Regions from separate parts of the Mus musculus genome. Here region 1 is linked to region 2. Evidence: chromatin loops called from intact Hi-C (ENCODE). Cell type or tissue: left cerebral cortex. All regions are shown on one strand. Each heading gives the region's core, and the rest is flanking DNA. Links, peaks and the distances in the headings are about the cores only. Region 1 has its middle 190 kb from the start of Tmem182. Region 2 has its middle 82 kb from the start of Tmem182.

Region 1 (2,922 bases), core at 270-2,769, 100 kb after region 2:
AACCCTTCCCTCCCCAGGTTCCTTCTGGTCATGGTGTTTCATTACGTCAGTAGGAGCCCTAAGTTAAACAAGTGTCTTGGACCCTAGAAAATGCTTGATGTATACAAAGATACAACAAGTATATTGAACTAAATATATATGAAGATAGCTAAAGTATATTGATAAGCAGTATTGAGAAACACAATAAGAGAGAAAAGGAATGCAAAAGTATTTGTTTGTTTTCTATACTTTCCTCCCTACTCTTCCTTCCTGGATTACATACCTAGACAGCTTTTTGCTTTTATTAAAAAAAATTCCTAGGGTGAATCAGCTTAAAAAGAGAAAAAGATGATTTTGGCTCTCAGTATTATGGGTTCTGTCCTATGGGACATCAGTCCTATGGCTTCTGGATGAGGTGGAGAATCATGGTAAAGGCTTATGGCAGAAGGCTGATCACATCATGGAAGAAACAAGAGAAGATGAGCATATACCAGAGGCTCAACATTCCCTTTGAGGGTACCTGGTATGACTACAAATGACTAAAGTGTTCAGCAGGTCCATGCTGAGGTGTCCTCCTTGCCCTGAGGTACCAGCCATAGGACCAGTCCAGTGTAAAATAGAGTTTATTTGGAGGCATGGAAAGGGGAGTTGACAAGGGAGTGGGGGCAGAAACAGTAGAGAGGCAGAAACAGGGGGAGAGGGAGGAGAAGGGGGAGAAGAAGGGGGAGAGGGAGGGAAGGAGGAAGGGAAGGATGGCAGGAGGGGAAAAGAGGCCAAACAGTCCCTTTTATAGCAAGCCAGGCCTACCTGGGTGTTGCTAGGTAACTGTTGGGCAGAGCCTAGAAGGAATGCTAAGATGCTATCAAGGATAGTGCCACATACCAACATTTTCACACAGGGGCTGTTGGAGGACAGAAGAAACTTTCTGGAGTGGGCCATAGGAGTTCAGAGTTCCTTGTTGGTGTTTGGTGATGACAACATTTCACGGGCCACAAGCTGGCCGAAGACTCACTATCCCACCAAAGATGAGTGGCTGAGTTCTAGGATTATAGATGTGTGCCTCTTCTCTAGGCTGTGTTTGGTGCTAAAAATCAAACCCAGTTTTGTGTAGGCATGGCTGACACTCTACCAACTGAGCCATAGCTGCAGCCCTAGGAATTCCATTTGAAGGAGATTCTGTCACAGCAGAGTCTGAAAATATTACCTCATTTCTCCATGTTGCTTCTAAGATGTTACTTGGTATTTCTGCTATTGTTAGTAGAGCTCTAACATCACGACAAATGGTAAAGATTCTGAATACACGTGGAACATTTCATGTTTTCTACATCCTTGCTGAGGTATGTCTTCCCCAAGGTTTGCTGAGAGTGAATGACCCTCAATTTATTTCTTGCCTATACAAGTATGAGGGACTCATAAAAAACTCAGACTGTAGGCTATCGATGATCTAAATAAAACTAAAACAGGAGGCAACTAAGCTGCAGGTGGATTAAATGAAAGCTATCAGAAGTCATCAACTCACCAATGAAAGACTGTGAGCTCACGCTGGAGATGAGCTTAGAGCGGAGTTTCTCAACCCTCGCAGCAGTGGTATTGTGGGAGGATGATTCTCCCTTGCCCGGTGTTCCTGTGTATCCATGGTTTCTGTGTGTCACATGGCAGTTACACTCTCTAACACAACACTTAACTTTTAATACACATTCATATTACTACTTTGGTCATTACAAATTTGCCAATTATTCCACTCTGAGAACTTTGTACTTTTTGATTTTCTTAAATGAACCTCACCTGCTGCTCGAGCTTCGAGAACAGGGAAGAGATGGGAAACACTGTAAAAATCTACCAAGATTTAAAATGCTTACAGGTGGGCCTTACTTCCAGGATGAGGCTTTTCTGTCTGCCTGGATCCAAAAGGAGAAAACACCACAAGGTGGATAGTTCTAAATACATATTTCAGATTTGATTTGCATTGAATGAGGAAGAGGGTTGTGATGGTGTCCATAATTTGATTTCCCTCTTCGGTGAGACTCTCTCTGGGGAAGCTGTCTTGGAGGGAAGCCATACTCAATATTTGGATATTCAAAAATAATGTGGCCATATGTGAGTTCCTGCTCAAGAACCAAGTCACACCACCACCACCAACAAAAAGCCACCCCCAAATATAAGAATGCATTTGTGAAGCTGCTATATTGGGGTACATGAAAGTTGAGGATTGAGCAATGCATGGAAAGAGCAACAAGCAACACGGGGATAGTAACCAATGTGAGGCAGAGATCATGCTCATCTCAGGAGAACCAAGAAGAAACCCTGCTTCCAAAAAGAAGATGAACAAAATAGTGATGGTAGAGAATGGAGCAACCGGAAAGGAGAATTCTCTCAAACCTTGTTAGCTTTCTTATTCTCATAGATAGCGTACATTTAATCAATGGAATATCCAAAGCAAGCTGAACTTTGTTTGAGAGGGATCCTGTAGTAAGTCCCTTTGGGTTCTTTCAAATAGTGAAGATGCAGGAGCTAATCCAGGGCACGATGCTGAGAGATAAAATCAGAGGACTGGAGGACTTGGGTGAGAAATAAAGGAAATGGATAATTAAACATGCCTTTAAACTAAATAGGATTAATAGCCCAAAGCAATTGGATTCTAGATGACTTAAAGTAAAATGTTCATGCCTAAGTAATGGTCTGAAAAACATCTTCCCAGTACAAGTGGAATACTGAGAAATTAAAAATTTTAAGACAAAATGATTTACCTCTCTTGGTATCCCGGGGCGGAGGCGGGGGGCGAATAACAAGCTAATTCACATAAATAAAAACAGAACATACCATTTGCAGAGCCAGAAGGACCTAGTAAAAGGACAGACCTGTGATTTGGGTCACACAACGACCTTCTGAACAAAAGGAAACCTTGATGAACACATGTACCTCAAACTCAGAATGAAGTGAATT
Region 2 (2,922 bases), core at 309-2,808:
CAAACGCAGTTCAACTATGCAACGTAAGGTGGACGTGAGTGTCGTTAACAAAGGATCCTTTATCGCATGTCCTTTCACACGCTTACTTTAGCAGAACATCCTTTCATCTGTGTCTGCTTCAGTGAAAAGTTCCTTCAGGAGTCTGCCTTAGCCTTTCTCCTGTGTCCACTTCAGGAAAACACTCCTTCATGTGTTTGCACCAGCAAAACACCACACAACACAACTGACTTTCCAAAGAACCCTTACGTTTCCATTTATTGGGAGTGATTTTTTTTTTTTAAAGGGAAAGAGACTTCTCACTCACATGTCTGTTTTCTATCTTTCTGAAAGAGGGTATTAACCAAAAATAAAATCAGTGTAGGCAGAATGAAGAGTTTTACATTTGCTTGGGAATGGAGTCAAAGTCTGTCCAGCCTTGCAAATGTGTCTTAGGGTTTTACAAAAGGCTGTCTATGCTTATAACTTAAAAACAAAGATATTAGTGAGACCACCACATTTCAGGAAGTGTGTGCAAGTAGATAGGTGACTCAGCCAATCAGAGTTCTCTCTGCTCTGCTCAGCCAATCAGTTCATCTGCCCTGCTCAGGCAATCAGTGTTCTCTCTGCCCTGCTCAACCAACCAGAATGCTCACTGTCCTTGAAGAGTCCTTCTTCCAGTATCCGTGTGAGACATCTCACAACTGCCTGTAACTCCAGCAAGTGTCTGATGTCCCCTTCTGGACTCCCAGGGACCTGCACTTACTCGCACACAACCCCACACTGACATGCATTCACACACATGATTTAATATATATATATATATATATATATATATATATATATTTAAGTAAAGAAAGGATGGGGTACTTTGTAAGGATGGGACAAAGTACCATCTCATTTTCTGTGTAGTTTGGGAGAAATGGCACCTTGTGCAGAGGTGAAGAGAGGCCAGCCACGCTTTGGGGAACCTGTGGTTTGGCCTGTGGGAAGGTCAGTTTGCGTTGGGGAAGAAGAGCATGTGTGTAGCCCAGCTCATCAAACAGATGTTTCTATTAAAAAAAGAGAGATTGCATGCTTTTTTCTCTTGTACATGTGAAGATTAAATATTCGTGTAGCATCTATGTTTGTGTCTATTTGTCTATAACTGTAAATGATTAGACCTGAGAAGGGCCTATTTGGGGCAATGATATAGATTATTGGCAGAAGGGGTAAAATATGATGCATGTAAGATCACACCATAAAAGGAACCCTTTTGCTTTTTACATTTACAATAATATACATACATACATACATACATACATATATATATATATCACATACATATATCTCATATGTATACACATATACATACATGTATATGTGTATATATACACACACAGAACAATGCTACCTGTGTTGATTTTCTTACTGTCCAAGGAAAAGCCCCTAATCAGAGAAGACAAAATAGAATCTTAATATTATTAGGCTTTTAAAGTGGAGTTGTGGATAGCTCTGTTGACTGGATTACTATTCTTCCAAAACCAATTTTCTTTTTTATGACTTGATACTTGATGGACACACAAAGGGCAACACGGTCACCAGCAGCCAATATGGTGCACACATGACTCTGTGTGTGTCGAGATATGAGTGACCCAGAAGATGTCCACTATCCAGGTGGAAATATATTTAGAGAATGTCTGGTTGTTAGAGGATCGGCATCCCAGTCTCTTTTCACCTCTTTACCCCACCCCTTCTAGAATGCTTTAAAGCAGGCCAGGGAGCTGATTCTTAGTCAGGTAACCTCGCAGGTTTCTGCTTTGTACTTGGGAAATCTCTTCCAGGAATGACCACCTGGTGGCGGTGCTGGGCACATCTTCTTCTCTGGAGTCTGTGTTAGGAACGACCTTGCCTTTCTTTCCCATGAAGCGCTCAGCCTGCCAAACTTAGAGGTACCACACATGCAAAAGAACGGGCTTCCAGCCAGCCTGTGGATCGGGCTGCGCAGGGTCCTTCTCCAAGGCTTTGCTCTATTCACGTGGGCATAGAAGATGAACGAGTAGTGTGCGCGGCTCCTAGTTCACTTCCCCTGTGAAATTCGCCTCCCACCTTTCTGACTAATTGGTTTAAAAATACCAGAGAGCTGACTTTCTTGTTATTGTTTTGTTTTGTTTTTATATAAGACTTGGGGTTTTCAGTTTGTATCGAAACGATCACTAAGGTTTCGTTCAGGCAGCAGACAATCGTACAGAACTTCATAAGGACAGCAACACACACATGCTCGTCGCTGCCCTGCTTGTCCCCACTAAACATGAACTATGACCTTGTCTTTTAAAATACTTCTAAGGCACAAAACAGCGTACGTTCTTTATTTGATTTGATTTTTTAAAAAAGTTTTTGTGAATATTAGACGATGCCTGGACCAGTTGGCTTCATGTTCCCAAAATGGCTGTAAAGGAAGGAAAACCTGCTGCAGGTACCTACATTGTACAGGAAGTGCGTACAGATCTGGTGGGGGCTCTGGCACCAAGTCACCAAATCTTACTTAGGTTTATCTGCCAGTAGAAGGCACACAATAAGCACTAGGCCTTGTGTCAAAGACTGAATGACCCGGTCAGGGTTCCTGTCTTTTGGGTGTTAGAATGTGCCAGCAAAAAACTGATCAGGTCAGCTGGGTCCTCCCACCCAGGAACATGTGACTTTCAGATCTTTTTAAAGCCCAGGCTGTAGACTGCACTAGAGGCCAGAGAGACTGCATGGGAAGCACGGAGCACAGCAGAGGTGTTTGTATGCGGTGGGGAGGGGCACTAATCCATAAGCTCCAAACTTGGTATCTTCGATGTATTTGTTAGCTAAATTATGTAAGAACTACTGGCGCACTTGGCCCATATTCTCCCTCTTGTAATTGAAAATTAAACCTTCAGCCCAGGAAAGTAACTGTCATTTGAATGAAGTTCAAACTCCACT

The links. Peaks named below come from ENCODE experiments on the same cell type or tissue, not always from the same donor. Only the 100,000 strongest peaks of a DNase experiment are listed, where the experiment ranks them.
Region 1: it touches region 2 in a loop (2.2-fold over the local background); 7 of 42 quality-filtered maps call a loop at or near these places.

What each region holds. Positions count from the first base shown.
Region 1 is chr1:40,990,132-40,993,053 of GRCm38, forward strand. No RefSeq gene overlaps it. Among named protein-coding and RNA genes, the nearest start is that of Tmem182, 190 kb to the left of the region's middle. In left cerebral cortex, for the core only: no CTCF peak of the experiment used is centred there; a DNase peak (open chromatin) is centred at 1,591.
Region 2 is chr1:40,885,992-40,888,913 of GRCm38, forward strand. No RefSeq gene overlaps it. Among named protein-coding and RNA genes, the nearest start is that of Tmem182, 82 kb to the left of the region's middle. In left cerebral cortex, for the core only: a CTCF peak has its summit at 1,812 (motif pointing right); a DNase peak (open chromatin) is centred at 1,874.